Regions from separate parts of the Homo sapiens genome. Here region 1 is linked to region 2. Evidence: chromatin loops called from intact Hi-C (ENCODE). Cell type or tissue: adrenal gland. All regions are shown on one strand. Links, peaks and the distances in the headings refer to the core of each region. The heading gives the core; the rest is flanking DNA. Region 1 holds the start of TFF3 (trefoil factor 3). Region 2 overlaps TMPRSS3 (transmembrane serine protease 3).

Region 1 (14,294 bases), core at 6,295-14,294, 59 kb after region 2:
CTTGCTTTATACCATTGCTAGAAGCACCATTACAATGTTAAATAAAAGTGATGAGAGTGGGAATTCTTGCTTTGGCCTAGATTTTAGGAGGAGAATATTCAATATTTCACCAGTTAGTATAATGTTGTATTTTTTGTAGATTTCCTTTATTAGCTTAAGAATGATCTCTTTATTCCGAGTTTTCTGGGAATTTTTATCATGTATCAGTGTTAATTTTGTTAAACGCTTTTTACACATTCATTGAAATGATTACATGTTTTAAAATTTTTTTCTGTTAAACTGCATTGATTATTTGATGTTAAACTCTACCTTGTTTTTCTTAGAAAAAAAAATCTACATCTTGACATATTGTTTTTATATCTTGCTGGGTTGAATTTGCTAATATTTTTATAAGTATTTTTCAATCTGTGTTGATGTTGCTCTTTCATTATTCATAATATATTTGTCAAGTTTTCATATTAGGCTTATGATGGCCTCATAAAGTGAGTCGGAAAATATGCCCAGCTCATCTTTTTCCTAGGTTTGTATGGATTAAAGGTCTTCATTTGTGTTTGGTAGAATGCAACAGTGAAACCACTCAAGCCTGCGATTTTCTTTGTAGGAAGGTTTTTGATAGCAACTTCAAAATTTTTAATAGACATAAGACTATTTAGGTTTCCTATTTTTTGTCTGTGTCCATTTTGGTAAATTGTGTTTTACAGGGAATTTGTTCATTTCATATTTAAGTTACCAAATTTGTTGGTATTAAGTTACTCTAAATATTATCTAGTTATCCTTTTAATGTCTGTACCATGATAGTAATAGCCTATCTTTCATTCCTGATGTTGGTAGCTTGTGTTTTCTTTATTTTTTCTCCTGACCAGTCTCGTTAGAGGTTTATCTTTTAAAAAGAAATATCTTCTCAAAGATTCAGCATTCTTAATTTTTTCTCTGGCTTTTTTTTTTTTCTTTTTTTTGAAAGAGTTTCACTGTCACCCAGGCTGGAGTGCAGTGGCATAATCTCGGCTCACTGCAGTCTCCGCCTCCCAGGTTCAAGAGATTCTCGTGCCTCAGCCTCTTGACTAGCTGGGATTGTAGGTGTGCATCCCAATGTCCAGCTAATTTTTTTGTATTTTTAGTAGAGACAGGGTTTCGTTTTGTTGGCCAGGCTGGTCTCGAACTCCTGGCCTCAAGTGATCCTCCCACCTCAGCCTCCCAAAGTTCTGGGATTATAGTCATGAGCCACCATGTCTGGCCACTTTTTTTTTTTTTTTTTTCTGATTTCACGCTGTCAGACTTTATGATATTGTCCCACAGGTAGTTGGGGCTTTGTTCATTTCTTCAACCTTTTTTTTCTTTCTATTCTTCAAACTGGATAATTTAAAGTGTGCTATCTTTTACGTTAATTGACTTTCCTCTGTCATCTTCACTTTACTCTAAGACTTCAATACGTTTTACTTTCATGTACATATTTACTATTCTTTCATTTACTTATTTATTTAGTTTATATTCACTGTAGATTTATTATTCACACATATACTTCTCAGTTCTTTTTGTTTTTTTCTTGAGACAGAGTCTTGCTCTGTTGCCCAGGCTGGAGTGCAGTGGTGTGATCTTGGCTTACTGCAACCTCCATCTCCTGGGTTCAAGTGATTCTCCTGCCTGAGCCTTCCAAGTAGCTCAGACTACAGGTGTGCACCACTACACCCAGCTAATTTTTTGTTTTTTGTATTTTTTAGTAGAGACGGGGTTTTGCCATGTTGGCCAGGCTGGTCTTGAAATCCTGACCTCCCGTAATCCACCCGCCTCAGCCTCCCAAAGTGCTGGGATTACAGGCATGAGCCACCACACCTGACTCCCCTCAGTTCTATACTTTCTACTTGGTTATTTTTACACAGTTTTTAAATTTTCTTTTTCTGGGATTTTCTATTTTTACATACATTATAAGCAATATTTCTTTATTTCCTCAAGCATACTTATACTAATTGTTTTAAAATCTTTATCTGGTCATTGCAATGTCTGGGTCATCTCAGGTTGATGGCTTTTTTTCTCTTCAGAACGCATGAGACATTCCTGTTGGTTGTGTGTTTAGTAATTTCCGATTGTGGCCAGGACATTGTGTTGCTACGTTGTGGGGAATGCAGATTCTGTTCTATTCCTCTGAAGATAGTTGTGTTTGCCTGTTTATTTATTTTGTATGTTTGTTTTGACAGGCAATCATCTCCATTGGATTCAAACGTCAAACTCTGCTTCTTGGGTGTCATTCAAACTTCAGTTTCTTCATCTTTAGCCAGAGTCTGTCCTGTATGTGGATGGTCCATGGGTCAGAGAGAGACTTGGGAAGGGTTTTCACACAGAATTTGGAGCTTCTCCTCTCTAGCTCTCTCCTTTCTGGGATTCCTCTTTCGCTTTCCTGCAGCTGGGTTTGCCCTTTTCTCAGTACAGTGATTCTCCAGCCTGAAGGACCACAGGTTTCCACTGGTGTTTTAGCCGCAACTATACAACACCCACTGTGACCTACCCTCAGGCAAAATCCCATACAGAAATAAATTCGCAGCATTCCCTCTCCTTCTTCCAGGGTCAGCTCCCCTCCAGGATCTCAGACAGCTGTGCTTGGTTTGTTTTTCTCACTTTCCAGTGCCATCAGGCCATTGCTTTGTGCTTTTTCCAGAGTTTTCATTGTTATATCAAGAAGGGCAGGGTCTAGTATGAGCTGGTTGACTATCTCTACTTTTAGTGACTTAAAGTTTTACTTTTCACTTTGGGCCTGTAATTCACTTTGAACACTGTGGGACTTGGACAGAGGGAGGAACAGGCACTCCCCCAGTTTTGGGCACGGAGACACAGACAAGCAATCCCAACACAAATGTGGCATATTGTCATGCTCTGACATACATGGTCATGCACAGACGGGGAAGGTACATGGATGCATGTGTGTGCATCTGGCCCTGCAATGGGTCAGGAAGCTGAGGAGCCACACAGCATAAACGGGACGGACCGCAGTACTAAGTGTCCTGGCTCAGGGGCACTGAGCACCCAGGCAGAGCTCGTCCAGCTCCCCAGGAAGCCAGCCAGGGCAGAGAGGAAAACTTGTTAATGGGTTGTTAAATTGTGGTTCTAAATTTACCTTTTTCAATGTAGATAATTAAAAATAGCTTAGCGTCATTAGGTGGGGATCTGAATTTGTCTTTTTAAAATACAGATAACTGATTGTCATGGTACCATTTATTCAATTGTCCTGTTTCCCCATTGATATCAAATATATTATCCACATTTTCTTATGTGTATGGATCTATTTCTGACCTTTCTGTTCTGCTCCAGTTGTCTGATTTTATCCCCGCACCCGTACTTCCCTGCTTTAAACACAGTAGTTTTGTAATCAGTCTTAATGTCTGATAGGATAGATATCTTCTGATTCTTCTTTTCCTCTTCCTGGGAACCGTTCTTTAAACTTTTACTAGGTATTTTTGGTGCTTTATCTTTTCATTTAAATCCTGAAGTCAGTTTGTGACATTTAATTACAATCTTCCTTTGAGACTTTGATAGAAAATAAGTTGAATATATAGTTTATTTTGAGAAAATTACCACCTTTAGAATCCATGGTCTTCTCATCCTTGAATAGGCACGTCTCTGCTTCCTCAATTCTTCTTTCAGGCCCTTCGGTAAAGTCCATAATTTGTCTGCACATCTAGTCTTCCCTTATACTCCAAAGTCTCTCATGGGAAGGAGCTACACATTTTTTGCCTTTGTTCTCTCTCACCAAAGTCTGTCACAGTTATCTGCCCAGTAGGAGCCCTCAAGAAACACATTTAGACCTCTGTCTTTGGGTTTTATATCTAAATACAGAATCCAATTGTCAGAGGCATATGAACCAGAGCAACTCCATCTTAAATAGGAGCTGGGTAAATGAGGCTGAAACCTACAGAGCTGCATTCCCAGACGGTTAAGACATTCTAAGTCACAGGATGAGATAGGCGGTCAGCACAAAATACAGGTCATAAAGACCTTGCTGATAAAACAGGTTGCAGTGAAGGAGCCGGCCAAAACCCACTGAAACCAAAATGGCCACGAGAGTGACCTGTGGTCGTCCTCATTTTTACACTCCCACCCGCGCCATGACAGTTTACAAATGCCATGGCAACGTCAGAAAGTTACCTTAGATGATCTAAAAAGGGGAGGCATGAATAATCCACCCCTTGTTTGCCATATCGTCAAGAATAACCATAAAAATGGGCAACCAGCAGCCCTCAGGGCTGCTCTGTCTATGGAGTAGCCGTTCTTTTATTCCTTTACTTTCTTAATAAACTTGCTTTCTCTTTGCACTGTGAACTCGCCCTGAATTCTTTCTTGCCCAAGATCCAAGAACCCTCTCTTGGGGTTTGGATCAGGACGCCTTTCCCGTAACACAATGAATAAATATAGTTGGAACTCTTGGTGTTGTGGGTGTTGGAGAGGAGATTTAGCTGAGACATCAAGAAACAGTAGATGTCATATTTCAAAGTGAGACAATAGACCATGAAACATCAAAAACAATTTGGCTGAGAATTGTTAGATGATTCTTCAGTATTTTGCCTCTACTGATGCTACAAAAGGTTTAAGGGAAGGGAATTTTGTAGAAAATGCTAAGTGTGAGAATTTTTAAGGAGTTGCTGATATGCTGTGAGTCTCTCTCACTGTCATCTTGCCACAGGGGGTAAGGGTGGGGTGTGCCTGTCTCTAGTCTCAGGTCTTAGGAATGAGGTCTTAGTGGGTCCACCAAGAGAGCGTGGTGCATGTCCTCCATGGTTGGAGGCTACAGGACACCGGTTTCTGACTCTTGGGGACTCTAATATCTAGTGAGGAACAGGACGAACCGTTAGGATCTGCCTGCATCCCAGAGTGTGTTGGGGTGAAGGAGGCACAAATGTGTCCGGTGAACCACAGGTAAGCCATGGAGCTCAAGAGAACTGTGTCCGTCATCCTAGACTTTGTACAAGAGAGACACTTGAGGTGGGAGCAGACATCATCTCAGAGAAACCAAAGACAACACCATGTTCCCGGGGATGGGAGGAGAAATTGATGAGCTAGTGGAAAGTGCATCCCCAGTGTCCAAGGATCTGCAGATGAGGAACCCCTGAAGACCCCCCGGAAGCAGCACATGAGATAAGGCGTTTGTTTCAAGCACCTGATGGGCCCAGAGAATGTGGAGCCAACCTGGGAAACATCAGTCCAGTATAGGAAGAGCTTCCGTTCCCCATTCCCAGTTCCCCTTACTCCCCTCTACCCTGCCCTTGCCCCAACAACTGTTCCTACCCCTGGAGCAGCAGGCCAGGAGAGGGAGAGGGTTCAATTTATTAATTATGGCAAATTGCAAACATATATTAAAGTAGAGATAATAGTATGATGAACCCCCATCAATGAGTTTCAGCAAGTATCAACTTATGGCCAATCTTGTTTTATCTATACTTACTACCTCTAATTATCCTTCCTGAATTATTTTGAAGACAATTCCACAGATTATACATAATATTTCAGTCTATACCTTGAAGAGATACTGATACATGTAAACGTTTACATCCATATGTGTGTCATATACGTAGAGCTACACACTCAAAGATCCACCCCATGCTAAAAATGTCCACTAATTCCTTTATGGCATCAAATGAAAACATCTAATTTTAAGTCAAGTTCAGAATTTTGATTGTCATATGGGACTGGACATGTCAACTCCTAAATGGCAACTATGCCTAAATGGCAACTATGTTTTGTGACTTTAGAAACCATAGGATTAACTGACTTTTCTTTCCAAAAGAGAAGGAACCAATCCCCACAGAATGGGAGACAAAGACAAAGACACCTAGTGCTGTGGTTGGCCCCGTGAGTGCTGTGTGGCTCCTTAGCTCCCCGACCCATTGCAGGGCCAGATGCACACACATGTATCCATGTACCTTCCCCATCTGTGCACGACCACATATGTCAGGGCATGATGCTATGCCACACGTGTGTTGGGATCACCTGACTGTGTCTCCATTTCCAAAGTTGGGGGGGGTGCCTGTTCCTCCCTCTGTCCTAGTTCCACAGTGTTCAAGTCTCTGGAAATGACTGCAGCCCAGTGGGGGGCTTGTGGAATGTCCTCTTGGCAGGGGGTCCTGGTCCCAGTTTGCCAGGCACACTCCCTGGCCACAACTCTTGTCCTGGCATCATTATTCACAGCACCTCCACTCACCTGTCTGAAAAGTGTCCTGGCTTTGACAGCCTCTCACAGGGCTGCCTCTCTGTCCCGCTGTGCCCTGGGCATGAGCTGCCGCGTGCCCTGCCCTCCATCGGGCAGAGCCCAGCCCAAGCCCCACCAGAACGCGAGAGTCCCGGAGCCCTCACCAGCCAGTGTTGTCTTAGCCTCCCCTGAGACAAGGAAATGGGAATGAAAGAGTCCACTGGGGATAATTCTGGTGACAGGGGAGTTTGGGAAGGGATCAAATACATGTCTGGGGATTGATGATAGCCAGGGACTCATGGAGACCAGCAATCGGATGGGTGCCGGGAAGGACAAAGGCCGAGGCCTGGCGATGTGTGGGGTCAAAGGCATCCAGGCGGCCGAGTGGACCCGTGGTCCTGGCTAGGGGGCACTGAGCACCCGGGAAGAGCTCATCCAGGGCCCCAGGGAGCCAGGCCAGGGCAGGAAGGGAGAGGTCACCATGAGACAAGCCACTGGGATCGTTCAATGTGTCCTTCCCTTCCCTCTTCCCTCACACCAGAAAGCACAGGCTGAAAAGACCCTGCTGCCAGGCGCCCCTTGTGTGTGAGGGTCCTGGGCCATCATAACCAGCACCGCAAGCTGGGTGGTTTAAACAACAGATGTTTATTCTTGTTTATTCTCTCTCAGCTCTGGAGGTCAGAAGTCCAAGGTCAAGGTGTCACAGGGCCTCCTCTCTCTGAGGGCTCCAGGGAAGTGTCCTGCCTGCCTCTTCCGGCTCCTGGGGGTGCTGAAGTCCCCGGCCTCCTTGGCTTGCAGGCATATCACTCGGTCTCTGCCCCAGTTGCCATCGCCATGTGGCCTCCCTGCCCCGTCTGTGCTCACATCTGCACCCCTGTGTGTGTCTCAGTGTTTCTTCTCTTCTTATAATGACACTAGTCATATTGGATTTAGGGCCCACCCTACTCCATCTAGACCAGGCCAGATGGCGAGCGGATCCATCTAGACCGAGGGTGTCCAGTCTTCTGGCTTCCCTGGGTCACACCAGAAGAAGAAGAATTGTCTTGGGCCACACGTGAAATACACTAACACTAAAGATAGTTGATGAGCCAAAAAAAAAAATCACAAAAAAAATCTCATAACATTTTAAGAAAGTTTACGGATTTGTGTAGGGCCGTCTTCAAAGCCATCCTGGGTTGCATGTGGCAGACAGACCTCACATTGAACAAGCTTGATCTAGACCTTATCTTAGTTTAATTACAACCGCAAAAACTTTATTTCCAAATAAGGTTACATTCCGAGGTTTCAGGAGGGACGTGAATTTTGGGGAGGACACCCTTCAACTCAATGTACTTGGGAATCACTTGGTGATAAAGGCTTGACTCACAGGTATGAGCCAAGTCCGAAGGCCGAGAGTGGCTGCGGCTTCCCAGTCTGGTGGTGGGAGGACCTGGCTCCCCATGGGGTCCCCTGTGCTGTCTGGGGCTGTTGAACTTGGCTGCCTGCACCAATGCATTCAGGGACTGTCTCTGAGAACTGCATGCCATCAGCCCAGGTCTGGTACAAGAGGGGCTCCCAGCTGTCGGCCCAGGACTGGCTCAGTGCAGGACTGCAGACTGGAGTGCATCACACGGAAGGTGAGGTGACACGGTGCCTCCGGTGCCTGGGTGAGGGCCTTGCACCCTCCTCTCAGGCTCTGCTTCCTGGTAGAGCAGGTCTGGCTGCTGGGGAAGGGCCCATCTGGGCCCAGCAGGTGGGGCTGCGGGTGAGGTGCTCCTGTCCACCGCGGTCAGCTGCATTATTTCTGGCCGTCAGTCCATGCCTTTCTGGGAACCTTTCCTGTCCCTTGCACGTGGGGCTGATGCAACGGTCCCAAACCCACAGACGCTCTGGGTTTAGAGGGCTCTGTGGCTGCTTCTCAAGACGAGTGGCTGAAACAGCACCAAGTGCTCCTTGAGCTGCACAAGGGAACCCTGGAGCCCATGCCCCCTTCCGAGCCCACTGGGCTGCTCTGCGTTCTGACCTTCCTGTTTTACACGTGGTGGTGGCATTTGCTCTGCTCCTGGTCCCCACCCCCATTTGTCCTCAGTGGACTATGTGTCAAGACAGAAGCATCCTTGAATGGGTCACTGCGTTTGCCTCCCCAAAGCACCTACATTCAGGTCGTGATGACTCAGGAAGGGTCTTCGAGCCTCTCTCAGGGAGGCAGGAGGAAGTTCTGTGCAGAGTGAGGGGCGGCACCCATGGCAGCTGCAGACCGAGAGACAGCTGGGCAGCAGGGTGCTCCTGGGAGGTGTGCGGCCCTGGGCCACCCACGGGTGCTGATTAGCACAACTTCCTACTTCCTTCCTCCCTCGGACTGTCTGCTGCTTGAGTAATCGAGTGACAATACCAGAAAACTGAGCGGTGATGCAGACCCTATAACCTGCATGTGCCACATCAACTCTGAGTTTTCTGTGGGGCAGTGAGTTAGTGCAAAGTAGGCAGTGTTATGGCCTTACCTGCCCCTCTGCACTTTGGGAGGCTGAGGCAGGCAAATCACTTGAGGTTAGGAGTTTGAGACCAGCCTGGCCAACATGGTGAAACCTCAGCTCTACTAAAAATACAAAAATTAGCCGGGCATGGTGGCGTGCACCTGTAATCCTAGCACTTTGGGAGGCCAAGAGAGATGGGTTGCCTGAAGTCAGGAGTTCGAGACCAGCTTGGCCAACATGGTGAAACCCTGTCTCTACTAAAAATACAAAAATTAGCCAAGTGTGGTGGCATGCACCTGTAATCCCAGCTACTCGGGAGGCTGAGGGAGGAGGATCGTTTAAGCCTGGGAGGTGTAGGCTGTAGTGAGCTGAGGTTGAACCACTGTACTCCAGCCTGGGTGATGGGAGAGAAACCCTGTCTCAAAATAAAATAAAATAAAATAAAATAACTTAACATAACATAAAATAAAATAAGATAAGATAAAATAAAATGAAATGTGCCCCTCTGACCTTCACCCCTCCCATCTGGTGAACTTGTACTCATCCCTCAAGACCTAGTCAGATTTCACCCCACTCTGCCAGCTCTAATCATACTGCACCACAATTCATGCTTGAAGGCTTGTTCCTCCTCACCAGCCTGTGAGCTCTGAGGGCACGGGCTCTGCCTGATGTTCTGGGGCTCCCACATCTGCAGGCCGAGTGCCTGACCTGGGACCCATGCTCAGCTTGTGCTTGTTATATGCACGTGACAATGACCACGCATCCGGGAGGTGAAAGGTTGCAGCCCCGGCATGGGGGAGCAGACTGTCTTCTTCTTGGATCCATCCAGGAGCCCCTGCACAAGGCCCAGGGTGGGAGGGATTTGCAGGGCTCCTGGGACGGCCCACACCGCCACACCGCACACAGCTGACGAGGCTGCTGCAGGGATGCGGGATGCGGCTCCCAAGGAGGAAAGGGAGAGGCTCCTTTAGAGCCAGTCCTGCTCACCCCCAGGTCTTGGGTTGCCCAGGGGAGCCACCTGTCTGGGTTGGGCCCGATGCCCACTACCGCACGGCCTACAGCTCTGACAACAGCTCTGCTTTTTCTCTGGAACTGGAACTCCCCCAGGGGAATAGGGTGGCTGGGGAAGGCTGTGGGAATGCAGGCTCTGGAAGGCAGGTTGGGCTCTCCCATGCCATCCTCTGTTCCTGTACAGAGCCCAGGGCTCCTGGGGAGGGGGCTCCTAGAACAGAGAGAGGGGACACACACGGGCCTCCCCATTGACCTCTCCAGAGGTGCAGCCCAAATCCCCCTTCTCTGAGAAGCCTGTGCGTCTCCACCTGACAGGACCCAGCTCTGGCCCCCTTGCCACAGCCTTTGCTCCTACCAGAGCCGGGACCAGGAATCCTCTCCTCTGCCATCATGGTTGATCCAGCACACCCGGCAGGTGGTCAGTGTGTGTCCCAGGCACCTGGCTGGGCTGTGCAGCACCACTTCATGCTGTCCTGTGGGGTGAGCACCCTGTGACATGTAGGGAAACTGAGGTACAGATGGGACGTGACTTGCCCAAGGTCAGGCAGCACAGAACCTAGTCTTGGCTTCACCATCTTAACTCTGACATGATCCCGTCTCCCTTTGCGGGGGGACTCTTCAAGGACAAGAATGTGTCACCTTTGTTATTCCTTCCCCAGCCCTAAACCCTGGGTGTAGGCAGTAGGAGCTCAGTCAACATTCACTAGTTAAACGGAAGCAAACCCCAGCAGGGTTCTCGGTGCTGGCCGCAGAGAAGAATCACAGGCGACAGAACCACCTGTCAGGGCGGGGCCCAGGCATTGATATTCTCCCCACTCCAGGCAATTTTGAGTGCAGCAGGTGGAGACCACAGCACCTGCAGAAGCTCCTTGCGGGGGTCCTTCCCCAGCAGGTCATGAGGGCCGGAGGGGCAGCAGTCTGTTCCTGGGGTGTTTGCACCCTCCTGGAACTCAGCCCTGCACCACGACCTGGCCTGGCCTCTGGGTACTAGGAGCAGTGGGAAGGCAGGGAGATCTCACCAGATCCCCCAGGGAGATCTCACCAGATCCCCCAGGGATTTCCCCTACAATGACCTTTTTAATAACATGAAAATCCTGCTGTCCATTGATGAACCTGGGTCCGCTGTCTCCCAGAAAAAGTGAGTGCCCCGAAAACAAGGCAGGCAACGCTCTTTCCTTCTTCCTCCTTCGCTGGCCTCAGCGGGAGTGGCACATCAGAGGCCAGGGGCCCTCAAATCCATCCACAAAGGGCGTGCTGAGCGCAAGGGCGGGGCCTGGGAGTCACAGGGCAGGACACATCCTGGTGCTCAGCACGTACGCCATCGAGCTCCCATGGGTCACTCGGGGAAGGGCAGTTTGTGGATGCACCCTTGGAGGCTCAAGGCCGCCCTGCACACACCACCGGGGACCCCAGCTGCAGGCTAAATCCAAGCAGCCAGGCGCTCCCATTTCTCGGGGTGATAAACCAAGTCCACCCTTCAGACAGAGGCTCCTGGAAGGGCCAGTGGGGGTCATCAAAATGCCTCCCTGGAAAAGAAACACGGAGAACACAAAATCTAGGGGCCCGTTTTCCTGGAATGAGATTAGTCTCTTGCCCACTACCAGCCAGTCCACTGCAGGAGGTTGGGGGGTTGGGGGATGCTGCGGATGCCGAGGGCGGAGGCTTAGGGTCCTGGGAGTGGGTTAAATACCAGCTATACCAGGGACACTGGAGTAACCTCTGATAGGCACCGGAAATGTTGAGTCTTAGTTTCTTCCTCTGGAAAATGGATAGAATCATCGCTGTCTCATCTGATATGTTGTTATAAAACAATTCCTGAGATGTAGTCTTTAGTTTTTAAAAGAGCACGCTGGGCAAAGGTGGAGAGTCAGTTCCTGTTTGTGTTAAAAATGTGGCCGAGTGCAGTGGCTCATGCCTGTAATCCTGACACTTTGGGAGGCCAAGGAAGGCAGATCACTTGAGTCCAGGAGTCTGAGACCAGCCTGGCCAACATGGCGACACCTGGTCTCTAAAAAAATACAAAATATTAGCTGGACACATGCCTGTGGCCCAGCTACTTAGGAGGCTGAGGTGGGAGGATCACTTGAGCCCCGCGAGGGCGGGGGTCTCAGTGAGTTGAGATTGTGCCACTGCACTCCAGCCTGGGTAACAGAGCAAGACCCTGTCTCCAAAAAAAAAAAACAAAAAAAAAACAAAAAAAAAACAAAACAAACAAACAAACAAAAACAAACCAAAAAAACGTGCTTAGATCCAGAGAGAAAAATTCTGAAAGGATACCTAAAAAAGTGTTCACAATAGATCAATAGATGCCTCTGGATAGGAAAGGCTCTTTTGTATTATTTGATTTTAAAAATCAATTATGTGTACCATGTTTTTACTAACATATTTTCAATCAATTCATTTCATCCACTTATTAAAATGTAGTTACTAATTTTTAGGGGAGAAAGCAAAAAGGAAAGACAAGGAATCTCTGTGTTTCAGGAGTTGTGAGAGAGCCGCAGGGTCCTGACTCACTCAGAGCTGCCTGTCTCCGAGGCCGATCTGGGATGAAGCAGCCTGGGGCTCTCTTGTCATGGGACCAGGGGTGTTCTGAGGGCTTCTGGCTGGGAGGCTGAGATGGAACGGACACCACACCCTGGTCCTGCCACCCCACATGGCTCCTGCACACTACACCAGGCCAGGCTAGGAGGGCAATTGACACACATCCGCTCCCCAGTAGAGGACCCGGAACCAGAACTGGAATCCGCCCTTACCGCTTGCTGCCAAAACAGTGGGGGCTGAACTGACCTCTCCCCTTTGGGAGAGAAAAACTGTCTGGGAGCTTGACAAAGGCATGCAGGAGAGAACAGGAGCAGCCACAGCCAGGAGGGAGAGCCTTCCCCAAGCAAACAATCCAGAGCAGCTGTGCAAACAACGGTGCATAAATGAGGCCTCCTGGACCATGAAGCGAGTCCTGAGCTGCGTCCCGGAGCCCACGGTGGTCATGGCTGCCAGAGCGCTCTGCATGCTGGGGCTGGTCCTGGCCTTGCTGTCCTCCAGCTCTGCTGAGGAGTACGTGGGCCTGTGTGAGTACTGCCCTGACTGCCCCGGTGGCAGGGTGGGCGTGAAGGGAAGGGATCCAGGATAAGGGGGGATTCTGCATTCATTTAATAATGGCCACCTGTCACATATACACTTTTTCCTGCGCTAGCCCTTTGAAGTGGGTCTTTATTGTCCCCATTTCACAGACAAGGAAACCGAGGCTCAGAGAAAGTTAACAACTTATCCAAGGCAGCCCTGCCCAGTCTGTGTTGAAATCAGGGTTTGAGCCTGAGCCCATCCCCTATGACCCCATAGCCATCTTTGCTGGAGATTTCTAAATTACAATATAGGTCTTTATGCATTGTTCCACATTTACAAAGAAAAAGGAAAGATGCAGGAGAAAAACCCTGACTTCAGAACACTGTCAATACCGGCAGGCACAAGGTTCATTTAGCCATTGCATAGCAACCCTGCCATGGGGTGTGGCTGCTCCATTAACCCAAGTTTGAAGGAATGAGGGCATGGCTTTTATCTGGGTGTCTTCTGAGCAGGGTCAAAGGCAGTGGTTCCCGAACTTGCAGCCCATTAGAATCACCTGGAGAGCTTTAAAAATCCTAATGCTTGGGGCACACCAGTTACATCAGGGCATCTCCAGGCAAGATCCAGGCCTCAGCTGTTTTGTTTTGAGATAGCCTTGCTTTGTCACTCACTGCTGGAGTGCAGTGGCACAATCTCAGCTCACTGCAACCTCCGCCTCCTGGGTTCAAGCAATTCTTGTGCCTCGGCTTCAAGTAGCTGGGATTACAGGCATGCACCACCATGCCCAGCTAATTTTTTGGATTTTTAGTAGAGATGGAGTTTCGCTATGTTGGCCAAGCTGGTCTCAAACTCCTGGCCTCAAGTGATCCTCCTGCCTTGGCCTCCCAAAGTGCTGGAATTACAGGTGTAAGCCACCATGCCCAGCCAACGTCAGTCATTTTTAAAGCTCTGCAGCTGATTCCAGTGTGAGCGAAGTTTGGATGCCAGGAGGATAAGCAATTACGGACTGGGAGCAAGAGAAGGGAATGTAAGACACTGCACGTGATTGCCATTTTCCTAAGGAAATACTCAGTTCGTTAATGAAACGCAGTGAACTTCTGCTGCACATACAGACATAGAGGCTTGCCTGAAACATGAAAATATTGGGGACTGAAGGATGTCCCGGGAGGGTGGGACATGCTCAACAATTCAGGAAGGGGAGATGCAGAAAAAAGTGAAAAGCAGGCAGCATGCGTTGCAATGATCTCTATGGCGTGTGCCTCTCCTGTCACGGTTTTCATTTAAAACAAAGGGGCAAGGTTTTGTTGGTCAAACAATGAAGGGTAACTTTGTTTCTGGGTTCAAGGGACCCCAGATTCCCCAGGGGTTCCTGCCAGCTGGAAGGTACCCAGGTCCGTATGTGACTTCCCGAGAAGGTGATAAGAGCGTGCCAAGGAGAAAGACACTTAGGCAAATGGCCAGAGTCCCCGAGCTGAGCATTTAACAGACTGCCTCTCTTTAAATATTCACAGGGAAAGTGCATCTTCCTAAGGGCGAGGGTTTCAGCAGTGGTTGAACTCGGCGGGGTGGGGCGGAGCGGGAGGATGCAAACTTGCAAA
Region 2 (11,256 bases), core at 382-8,381:
TCAAGCCCTGCCCTCTGGACATTACGAAAATGCCAGAAGAGCCACACCTGATAAAACTTTCAAACATCTCGTAGATGCAAACAAAGTACTAGGAGACTACTCCCAATTAAATTAAAGCCCTCTTTCCTTCTTAAGAAAGCAGGGAAAGCATAATAAATAGGTTAATTCCCTCTTATTGAAGCAGAATCCTGACCTGAGACCAGCTGCAGGCTCTACCTGGCAGAGTCATTACTGCATCCATCACATGGACACGTAATGCCCAGAAACAAATATTTCCAGAGAAGCAGGAAAATGATTATGGTGGTGCCAGTCTGCCAACTATTATTAATGATATTGGTTATAGGAAATGAGGTGCCAGCACTTGTACTTTGCCAAAGTTTCAAGTGAGTTCTTTTATTCCTTCTCTACCTCTCCATTACTGTTCTGCACAGAAAAGCTCGGGGAACCTCAGGGTGTGTTCACACGAAAGCCCGAGGTATGTGCAGGGCACTCTGGCTTTGGGGGAGGCCCACAGGATCCAGCCCTACACACAGGCAAACTCGTCGCCTCCAGATATCCCAGGAACCATAGCAATATTCATGGAGCCGTGTTCTATAGGCAACACCCACACTGTGATCTAGCCAGGAGTGGGCACGCGTTGGCCTGAGAGCCTGGTCTGCCCCATCGTGTTTTGGTAAATAGACATTTTACTGGACACAGCCACACCTATGTGGGTACCTGTTACCTGGGGCTGTCTTCATGCTCCAATGGCAGCCAGAGACCGCACAGCCCACGAAGCCTACAACATTGACTATTCAGCCCTTTCCACAAAAGGTGTGCTGACCCTGGTCTAGGTTCCCTCACGCTGCGACGGTGGAGGGCTCTTTTACAGTTTTAAGTGCTCTGGGTGTGGTGGATGGGGTAAGGGGCTCCTGCTGTGAGCTGATCGTTTTCAAGTAACCAAGGGCTTGACCTTCCTTCCCTTGGGAGATAGTTTGGGCTCCTCAGAGGCAGAAGCATAGATGAGATTGTTTTCTCGGACTCCTGCTTCAATTGAGTTGTGAACTATTGTTTCCCTTCAAGCAGAAATGATCCAGCCTGTGTGCCTGCCCAACTCTGAAGAGAACTTCCCCGATGGAAAAGTGTGCTGGACGTCAGGATGGGGGGCCACAGAGGATGGAGGTCAGTGGGCTGAAGCCAAGATTCGGAGTCCAGGGGCTCAGAACCCAGAGGGCTGCGGAGGGGGCTCCCCCAATGTCCCATTGTGATGTTCCCATGGGCTGCCCAGATACCCCGGCCAGGGAGTGCATGTCAGCTGCTCGGGACACAGTCAGCCAAGGAACTGTGGGTCAGGAGTCACGGTTCCATTGTTATGGGGACAACATGACCCTGCAGACCTTCTCAGGAGAGAGTTAGACCTTCTCGAACACAGCAGGTGTTTCCCTTTCCCTGCCCGGACCCCCGGCCTTGTTAACTGAGGACATACAGAGCCCACCTAGACAACCCTCCCAGGCTTCATTCAGAACTCAAAGATTCGTATTTGTGAAGACTCTTTGTCTTGTGGGACTTTGGAAGATGTGTTCTTTCATCCTACAAAGAGCAAGTGGAAGCAGCAGCAGATGAGATCGCTGTAATAATAAGGGAAGTAGGAGTGGCAGTAACCATAGTCCATGCAAATGAAGCCCGGGCCACCCTTTCCTTAGTGTGGGTACAGAGCTGGTCATGAGTCTTAGGTTTTTCCATCAATCACTTTCTTTGTTAGTAGGAAGAGGATTCATTTTCCGTGGCTGCCGTGACAAATTATCACAGTCTGCGTGGCTTAAAACGATGGAAATTGGCCAGGTGTGTTCCCTCACACCTGTAGTCCCAGCATTTTGGGAGGCCGAGTCTATGGGATCCCTTGAGGCCATTAGTTTGAGACCAGCCTGGGCAACATAGAGAGACACCGTCTCTACAAAAAATACAAAAATTAGCCAGGCATGGTGGCATGCACCTGTAATCCCAGCACTTTGGGAGGCCAAGGCAGGAGGATTGCTTGAGCCCAGGAGTTTGAGACCAGCCTGGGCAACATGGCAAGACCCTGTCTCTACAAAAAATTAAAAAAATTAGCCTGGGCCGGGTGCAGTGGTTCATGCCTGTAATCCCAGCACTTTGGGAGGCCGAGGCAAGTGGACCATTTGAGGTTCAGGAGTTTGAGACCAGCTTGGCCAATGTGGTGAGACCCTGTCTCTACTAAAAATACAAAAATTAGCCAGGCATGGTGGCGCACACCTGTAATCCCAGCTATTCAGGAGACTGAGGCTGTAGAATCACTTGAACCTAGGAGGCGGAGGTTGCAGTGAGCCGAGATCATGCCACTCCACTCCAGCTTGGGTGACAGAGCAAGGCTCCATCTCAAAACAAACAAACAAACAAACAAACAAACAAAAATTAGCCTGACATGGTGGTCCCAGCTACTCAGGAGGCTGGGGTGGGATTGCTTGAGCCCAGGAATTCTAAGCTGCAGTGAGCCGTGATCATGCCATCATACTCCATCCTGGGTGACAGAGTGAGACTTTGCGTTTAAAAAAACAAAACAAAACAAAAAAAAAGTGGAGATTTATTTCCACACGCAGTTGAGGTGTCTGTAGGGTGGTTTTCCTGGAGGCTCTGACCCCTTTCCTTTGGGTTCTGGTGGCGGCGGCTGCAGCTGCACTGGCATTCCTGGGCTTGTAGCTGGATCTCCAGCCTCAGCCTCCTTCCTCCCGTGGCTTTGCCCCCTGTGTCTCTGTATCTCAAACTTCCCTCTCCTGTGTCTTATAAGGACAGCAAGTCGTTGGATTTAGGGTCCACCCTAAACGCTGGGAGATCTTATGTTGAGATTCTTACCTTAATTACATCTGCAAAGACCCTGTTCCAAATAAGGTTGGGCTCCATAGTGGCAGGTAGGCATATTTTGGAGGGGCCCACAGTTCAACCTAACACAGGAATTTCAGTGTTTTCCACTCAACACCAATTACTTGAGCCCACCCCCAGCTGAAGGCACCCAGGAGCTAACCCGGATGCTTCGAGTCTGTGGGCCTACTTACCCCCCACCCACTGGCAGTGCTGCCCACCTGGCCGAGGGCACTCACAGCTCTCTGTAGTTTCCAACCCACCCACATGGCCCAGGCCCAGTTCTGTGCCAGTGTGGCTGGTCCAGGGCCTTTCTAGCTTCATCAGAACCAGCACCCCTGGTGTGTGGTGGGAGCTGGGACACCAATCTACGCTCCCCTTCCTCTCATGGTGGGCTCTCATTCCGGACCAACCAGCCCACCAGAGTCATTCTGATGACACTGGGCTCTGAAGAGGAGGCTGTGCAACAGCTTCATCCTCCCAGGAGATTCTCCATCCCGCTGCCGATTTTCTTCTCGCTGTCAATCTGCTCTGTCCAGTGCAAAAGGTCCGACGAGCCCCTGTCCTGATGTAGCTTCAGCTCCAGCCTGTCCTGGAATCTTCTCCCATAATGCATTGAGCTGTTTCGCCACGTTCCGGGCAGGAAGCTGAGTGTCTTGTGATACCATGTGCTCCTCAGAGCAGCCCCTCAGGGTCCTGTCATTGTGTGATTTTGTTGTCTCCATGGAATCTATGGAGTCTTTAAAACACCAAGATGCCTGGGTCACAAACCAGCTGAGTTGGAGGGGTCCATCCCTCGGTGTCGGGGGCGTGCTTGGCCCACTGCACGTGGATTAAGTCTCCTGTGACTGTTGCAACAAACGACCCCAAATTCGTGGCTTAAAATGACAGAAAGGTATCATCTCATAGTTAGGAAGGTCACAGGTCCAAACTCAGTCTCAGGGCGCTGGCGTCAAGTGTGGGCTGTGCTGGCTCCTCCTGGAGGCCCTTGGGGAATCTGTCTCCTGCCTTTCCCAGCGTCTGCACTCTGCCCACACTGCTTGGCTCGTGCCCCTCCTTGGTCTTCCGGGGCAGCAATGCCGCATCTTCGAATCTCTCTCTGACTCTCTGACTCTGGTCCCTGCTCTGTCGTCACAGCTTCTCCTCCGGCTCCTCCAAAGACCCCTGTGACTTCGTCAGGTCCACCCTCTTACTTGGGATCATCTCCCCACTCAAGGCCTGTCCCTCAATGCACCTGCAATGTCCCATTTGCCCTGTAAGGTGACACAGTCACAGGTTCTGGGGATTGGGGTGAGAATGTCTTTGGGGTCATTTTTCTGCTGACCATCCCAGAGTTCACAAAGACGCTGAGTGAGTGACCCTCCTGAGCCTCAGTTTCCCTCCCATAACCTGGGGTGTTCTGATGGCTGATTGGGCTGGTGCCCTGGGGAGGTGTCTTGGCCACTGTTGCCCCTACTCCTCCTCCTCTTTGGACACCTTAGGGGAGTCGGTGGCCCTGCCTTGAAGCAGACTGGCCCCTTGCGGCCACTCGTAGGAGGGCAAGCTCGGGCTTGAGGTGCTTCGAGACAGTGGGAGTCTGCTCGTCCCACCCGCAGGGCCCTGTCCTTTTCCGCTGTTGCGACACACCAGAGAGCATCCCCCTCGTCCCTCGTTCCCTCACCCCCCTGGTCTCAGCATGCGCCTTCTGTGTTTTGGGCCGGGCTTCCTTCTCACACACATCCCCTCACTCACTTTGAAGCAGGTGACGCCTCCCCTGTCCTGAACCACGCGGCCGTCCCTTTGATTTCCAACAAGATCTGCAACCACAGGGACGTGTACGGTGGCATCATCTCCCCCTCCATGCTCTGCGCGGGCTACCTGACGGGTGGCGTGGACAGCTGCCAGGTACGGGGCCGCAGCGGTGGGCGAGGCCGTGGCAGGGTGACCCAGCCCTTGGGACAGGTCGTTGCCAGCGTTTCCCTGTGACAGGACAAAAAGTAAATTTACAGGGCGTGGAGAAGAAATTTGCTCAAGATATCACTCCTTTTCCTGGCTGCCAGCCCTGTGTTTACCCAGTGATCTGGCTCTGCGTGGGTGCTGGGTGGTGGGAGGGGACTCATGCTGCTCCCCTCCAATTCTGACTTTGTGGGGGACCACAGGGGAGGCAGGTGGTGGGGAGGCAGGTGGCGGGGAACCAGTGAATCTGGCCCTCCGAAAGCTGCAGTGGCTGGGACTCCAGTTCTACTAGGTGGATCACAGGTCACCTGAGGGCCCTGGCCAGGTGGACCCTCCCTCTCACCAGCTGCCCTTGAGCTTCAGAGGGTCAGGGTCTGCATTCTGGAAGGGACACACAGCTGGAGGCAGCACCCCAAAGGGGCCGAGGGACATCCTCCCTTGGGGATGCTGTGTCTGGAAGGGCTGGTGGGTTCCCTTCTGTAACCTGGGTCATCCATTGGGACATCATGAAGGGGGGTCCCAACTCCATAGCAAGCAGCCTCACACGGCAGACTGTCCACAGAAAGCAATCTCGCATGGCGGTGACTGTCCCCCAATCTTTGCTTCTTTCCTGTCACCCAGGGGGACAGCGGGGGGCCCCTGGTGTGTCAAGAGAGGAGGCTGTGGAAGTTAGTGGGAGCGACCAGCTTTGGCATCGGCTGCGCAGAGGTGAACAAGCCTGGGGTGTACACCCGTGTCACCTCCTTCCTGGACTGGATCCACGAGCAGATGGAGGTGGGTGCGGCGCCCTCCCCAGCTCACGTTGTCCCTGGCTTTTGACCCTAAGGTCCCTTAAATGCAACCCTGGTCTTGCTATAAAAACCAGGGCGTGACCCAGTGGTTGTCAATTCAGCAGCAGTGACTTGGTGGCTCCAGGGTGTCAGACGCTTGTGCTGAAAACAGAGATCACAGCTAGTCCTGGGCAGCTCTGGGTGGGTGCAGCCTGGCAGGCAGAGGAGCTGGGGCCCGGGAGGAAGAAGGAGCCTCACGACATGGGAAAGGAGGAGGCAGCGAGGAGGAGCCCCTGCTGGGATGGGGATGGGTCGGGCGTGCCCCGTGTGCCAGGAGCAGGGAGAAAGTGGGAGGGGGCGGGGGGCTGAGACAGTGCGGGAGAGGACCTTGCCTGCCTGCTGAGGGGCTGGAACCTCGCTGGGAGCCAGGGATGAGAGGCAGCAGTCAGGAGAGGCTTGGGGAGCTCTGCATTGGTGGTGTGGGGGGGTGGGGGGTCCCGGAGGGGGAGGCGTGGAAGTGGGAGGGGCCTGCAGGGGGGCACCCAACAGCGAGGCTGGCTTGGCAGGACCCGGGCATGGAGGGGAAACCTGAGACGGTGGAGGAGGAAGAAGGAGGCTTAGGGCTTCGCTGGGACCCTGGCAGCTGCGTGCTGGCAGGTGAACACGGCGCCTTTCTCATGTGGGCGCCGGGGAAACATTTGCTGGCTTGATCTCAGATGAAGTCTCTCCTTGGGATGGTTTCAAACACAGGAGGTCCTCACTTAATACGGTTGATGGGATCTTAGAAACTGCAGCTTTAGGAGAAACAGTGCGCACAGGCCCTCCAGCAACGTCCTTGCTTGCAATGTAATTTTGTTATAAAGTCGATGAGAAAAAAAAAATTGGTTTCATTATATATCATTTTGCTTAAAGTCGTAGTTTCCAAGAACTAACAATGACGTCAAAGTAAGTACGTTTTTTTTCCCTAATTCAAGTGAAATTTATATAACATACAATTCACCATTTTAAAGTGAACAACCCTGTAGCATCAGCACATTCACAGGGCTGTGCAGACACCACCTTTGTCAGTTCCCAGCATTCTCATCTCCCAAAAGACACGCGGCACCCTAGAAGCACGCAGTTACTCCCCACTCCACTTTTCTCCCCAGCCTCTGGCACCCACCAGTCAGCTTTCTGTCTCCAAGGCTCAAAGACCTTTTTAAAAAGCTCATTTAATTTGAAACAATTGGCCAAGAAAGGACATCAAATGCTGAATGTGCCTCAGGCGTTAATTCCCGTTTTGCTCTCACTGATTTTGTGCTTTAAATGAGAAACTAAAGAATGGTGCCCACGGGCACAGGGTGAGGCCTGGGACTGAGACCTGGGCTAGCTTCACCTCCAGCACTGCCGCCCTGCAGCCCTGAGCACCCCCTCGGGGCGTGGTGAGGGCTGTGCTCGGGCTGGGTGGAAAGTGCTTGCTCCTGCTCACCTTGCTGGGAGAGGCAGCCTGGCCCCATACTAGGCACTGAGTGGCCTGCTATGCTCTTCAGTATAAAGCTCAGCCCAGCCCGCCCGCACTGTAGAAAGGACCAGGATGGACAACTGAATGGGAGACCTCCTCACTGTTCAGGGTGCTGTGGGAGCCTGGGGGGCACAGAAGGGTCGCGTGGGCACAGAGGGCAAAGGGCAGGAAAGGAGAAGCCGGTCCTCCACACGGGTCTGCAGTACATGGAGGCCTTCACGGGACACAGATCCCCAGGGGCTGAGCACTGAGCTGGTGATCCTAAAAGTCCCCCTTAAGACACTGAAGGCGCAAGGCAGAGAAGCCCACCGCCGTGTCTTCCAGCTGTCGTGGGTGAGCTGGAGACAAACGTTCAAAATCAGTCTGGGGAGCCCGCTCACAACGGTTCCATGACGGGGCCACCTCAGCCCCTCCCATGTCAGCACCGTCCTGGGCCACAGAGCCTGTGACCCTCCCTGTACTACAGCGGAGACGACCTGCATGAGGCCCCCCCAGCTAACAAGGGCAGAGTGTGCCTCACATCAGATCCCCGACGTGGCCCCAGTGTGACTGCACAGCAGAATCAACAGATCTCAAACTTAGGGGTGCAGAAGCCTCTCTCAGGATGTTTGTTAAATGTGAAGATTGCAGGGCGTTTATCTGGAGTCTGATTGGGAGGTCTGGGGTGAAGACCCTGGTGAATGTGTTGCATGGGGGCTTCAGGGCACACTGAGAAACCCTGGGAGGGTCTTGGAGGCAGTTTCCCCTGTTGTGGTGAAGCTGTGGTGGAGGAGCTCGTCTGTGACGCTGGCTCCGGCGATGCCTGGGGCCCCTGCTCCCTGCACAACGCCTTAGTCATCCGCTGCCTCCAACCCACCAGTGCATGCGAGAGATGCGCAGCCTCAGACACGCCCTTTCCCAAGTCCCTCTTCAGACGTCCTAGGGGAGACCCAGAAGAGACTTCCTTTCCTGGGAGGCTTTCCAGCAGGCCCGCTGTGCGTTTCAGTTGTCCATTGTGAGGAAAGTCAACGTGAGGGCCTTTGGAAGACTCACTGTCTTGCGGGGAAGTGTCCCGTGTGCTAGTTGGTGGCATGCCCATGGCCTCATCTTCATTTTCATCCAGCACTTTTCTCTATCTAGTTGGGGGTTTAAAACAAAATTGTTGTGACTCAAACCAGAACTCAGGAACATAGTGCCGAGACCTGGAAGTTTCCTACGGAAGTGACGGAACTGTCGCAGGGCGGAGATGGGACCTGCGGATGCATTGCTGGTTGGAGCTTTTCATGCCTGCCTGGGATCCACTCAGAGCTGGCAGCCCCAGGGGGAGGCCAACCTTGTCTTCATCGTGGAGAACAGCCCCACAATTCCCACAGGGCAAAATGCAGGTGCCCGCTCCGTCATCATGTTGGACGGATGGCTGGAAGTGCTAAAAACAATAACGCCTTTGTTTTCATTTATAGAGAGACCTAAAAACCTGAAGAGGAAGGGGACAAGTAGCCACCTGAGTTCCTGAGGTGATGAAGACAGCCCGATCCTCCCCTGGACTCCCGTGTAGGAACCTGCACACGAGCAGACACCCTTGGAGCTCTGAGTTCCGGCACCAGTAGCAGGCCCGAAAGAGGCACCCTTCCATCTGATTCCAGCACAACCTTCAAGCTGCTTTTTGTTTTTTGTTTTTTTGAGATGGAGTCTCGCTCTGTTGCCCAGGCTGGAGTGCAGTGGCGAAATCCCTGCTCACTGCAGCCTCCGCTTCCCTGGTTCAAGCGATTCTCTTGCCTCAGCTTCCCCAGTAGCTGGGACCACAGGTGCCCGCCACCACACCCAACTAATTTTTGTATTTTTAGTAGAGACAGGGTTTCACCATGTTGGCCAGGCTGCTCTCAAACCCCTGACCTCAAATGATGTGCCTGCTTCAGCCTCCCACAGTGCTGGGATTACAGGCATGGGCCACCACGCCTAGCCTCACGCTCCTTTCTGATCTTCACTAAGAACAAAAGAAGCAGCAACTTGCAAGGGCGGCCTTTCCCACTGGTCCATCTGGTTTTCTCTCCAGGGGTCTTGCAAAATTCCTGACGAGATAAGCAGTTATGTGACCTCACGTGCAAAGCCACCAACAGCCACTCAGAAAAGACGCACCAGCCCAGAAGTGCAGAACTGCAGTCACTGCACGTTTTCATCTCTAGGGACCAGAACCAAACCCACCCTTTCTACTTCCAAGACTTATTTTCACATGTGGGGAGGTTAATCTAGGAATGACTCGTTTAAGGCCTATTTTCATGATTTCTTTGTAGCATTTGGTGCTTGACGTATTATTGTCCTTTGATTCCAAATAATATGTTTCCTTCCCTCATTGTCTGGCGTGTCTGCGTGGACTGGTGACGTGAATCAAAATCATCCACTGAATTCCAGGGGCTCCATTACTGTCATCTCTCCTGTGTGCGTTGTGGACTTGGCATTCTTCTGTCGGAACAGGTTGCTCAGCAGATCAGCATCAGCTCGTGTCATACACAGAACTCAAAAGTAGAGCAAGGCCAGGCAAAGTAGTGGGTGTGAGCGGTGGCCGGAGGGAGTGAGCAGTGGCCGGAGGGAGTGAGCGGTGGCCGGAGGGAGTGAGTGGTGGCCAGAGGGTGTGAGTGGTGGCCGGAGGGAGTGAGCCCTGTACAGAGGGAGTTAGCAGTGGCCGGAGGGTGTGAGACCTGGATGGAGGGTCTGAGTGGTGGCCACAGTGTGTGAGTGGTGTCCGGAGGAAGTGAGTGGTGGCTGGAGGGTGTGAGACCTGGATGGAGGGTCTCAGTGGTGGCAGTAGTGTGTGAGCAGTGGCCGGAGAGTGTGAGTGGTGGTCAGAGGGAGTGCACGGTGGCCAGAGAGCATAAGTGGTGACTGGATGGTATGAGCGGTGGCTGGACGGTGTGAGCCATGGCCGGAGGTTTTGAGTGGCACCCGAAGGGTGTGGCCGGAGGGAGTGAGCTCTGGCTGGAGGGAGTGGCCAGTGGCAGGAAGGTGTGAGCAATGGCCAGATGGTGTGAGGGGTGGTCAGAGGGAGTAAGCGGTGGCTTGAGGGAGTGAGTGGTGGCCAGAGGGTGTGAGTGGTGGCTGAAGGGTGTGGGCTGTGGCCGGAGGGAGTGAGCAGTGATCAGATATGGGACCTGGACGGAGGGTTTGAGCGGTGGCTGGAGGGTGTGGGCAGTGGCTGGAGGGTGTGGGTGGTGACTGGAGGGAATGAGCAGTGGCCACAGGATGTAAGACCTGAACGGAGGGTTGGAGTGGTGGCTGTAGTGTGTGAGCAGTGGCTGGAGGGTGTGAGTGGTCGTTGGAGGGAGTGATCCCTGACTGGAGGGACTGAGCAGTGACCGGAGGGTGTGATTGGTGGCCAGAAGGAGTTGGCGGTGGCTGGAGGGTGTGAGCGGTGTCCGGAGGGAGTGGATGGTGTCTGGAGGGTGTACCACCAAGGACGCCTTTCTGATCGTCCTGCGTCCATGCTCAGTCCTGGATCTCCTCTTCCCTTTCTGGGTGTGTGTGGCTCTGGAAGAAGCTGGCTAACCTGACGAGGTTACCGCCCTACTGTCACCATGGAAGCATAGCGCCTCAGCCACTCTCCCTGGAGGAGCCTGGCCTCACACTCCAATCATTCCCCTCTCCTTCTGGGTTAATTTGAGGAATGTGGTCCCGCTCCATGCTGTGGGTCTGTGCCTCAAGTTCCCTGGCCAGGAAAGTACCTGCCTCCTCCAATACCTGAGGACCCCAACCCCAGGGCCTCAGCTGGGTGTCCTTGTAAAGGGTCCCTGGGGTGGCAGTTGCTTTTTTGACCAGAGGCCTGGCAGGAAACGGGCTTCACCACAGCGGATCTGGGCAATGCGAGGAGAGTGAAGACTGTAAAAGTCTCCTTGCGGCTGGTAAACCCCCCAGGCTGGGGCAGGGGGGTGAGGGGTCTGCTCTGGGGCCTGGGGAAGATGGTGTGTGGAGAGGACGCCCACCTGGGCTGTGGCTGAGAGGGGGACGTGGCCTGTCCCAGGTGATCCCAGGAGGGATCCTGGAGGAGAGCCCGGATCCACTTCCTCCCAAACTCCTCCCTCCCTCCAGGGCCACCTACAGAACCCCCTCCTGCCAAGGCACAGGTCAGGGGCAGCGGGCAGGTGGGGAGCGTCAGGAGGAGACTGACTCCCCAACTGCGCGTCCCCCTTGTGGGGAATCTGGGCGGCTGCGGGGCCCCCCACTGAA

What was found. Hi-C counts contacts between places; a loop is a spot of excess contacts. Peaks named below come from ENCODE experiments on the same cell type or tissue, not always from the same donor. Only the 100,000 strongest peaks of a DNase experiment are listed, where the experiment ranks them.
Region 1: a loop joins it to region 2, with 2.1 times the contacts of the local background. A loop is called at or near these places in 10 of 110 quality-filtered maps.

Annotation. Positions count from the first base shown.
Region 1 is chr21:42,313,700-42,327,993 of GRCh38, reverse strand. It overlaps TFF3 (trefoil factor 3), which reads left to right and starts at 12,585. Exons shown (of 3, transcript NM_003226.4): 1 at 12,585-12,701. The coding sequence starts at 12,620. RefSeq lists enhancers at 6,436-6,936, 7,338-7,992, 10,247-10,865, 10,866-11,485. In adrenal gland, for the core only: no CTCF peak of the experiment used is centred there; no DNase peak of the experiment used is centred there; H3K27ac peaks cover 456 bases.
Region 2 is chr21:42,370,022-42,381,277 of GRCh38, reverse strand. It overlaps TMPRSS3 (transmembrane serine protease 3), which reads left to right. Exons shown (of 13, transcript NM_001256317.3): 10 at 1,066-1,161; 11 at 4,595-4,737; 12 at 5,410-5,562; 13 at 8,499-9,388. The coding sequence ends at 8,516. Among named protein-coding and RNA genes, the nearest start is that of TFF1, 9.1 kb to the right of the region's middle. RefSeq lists enhancers at 4,018-4,588, 7,647-8,595, 10,800-11,256. In adrenal gland, for the core only: no CTCF peak of the experiment used is centred there; no DNase peak of the experiment used is centred there.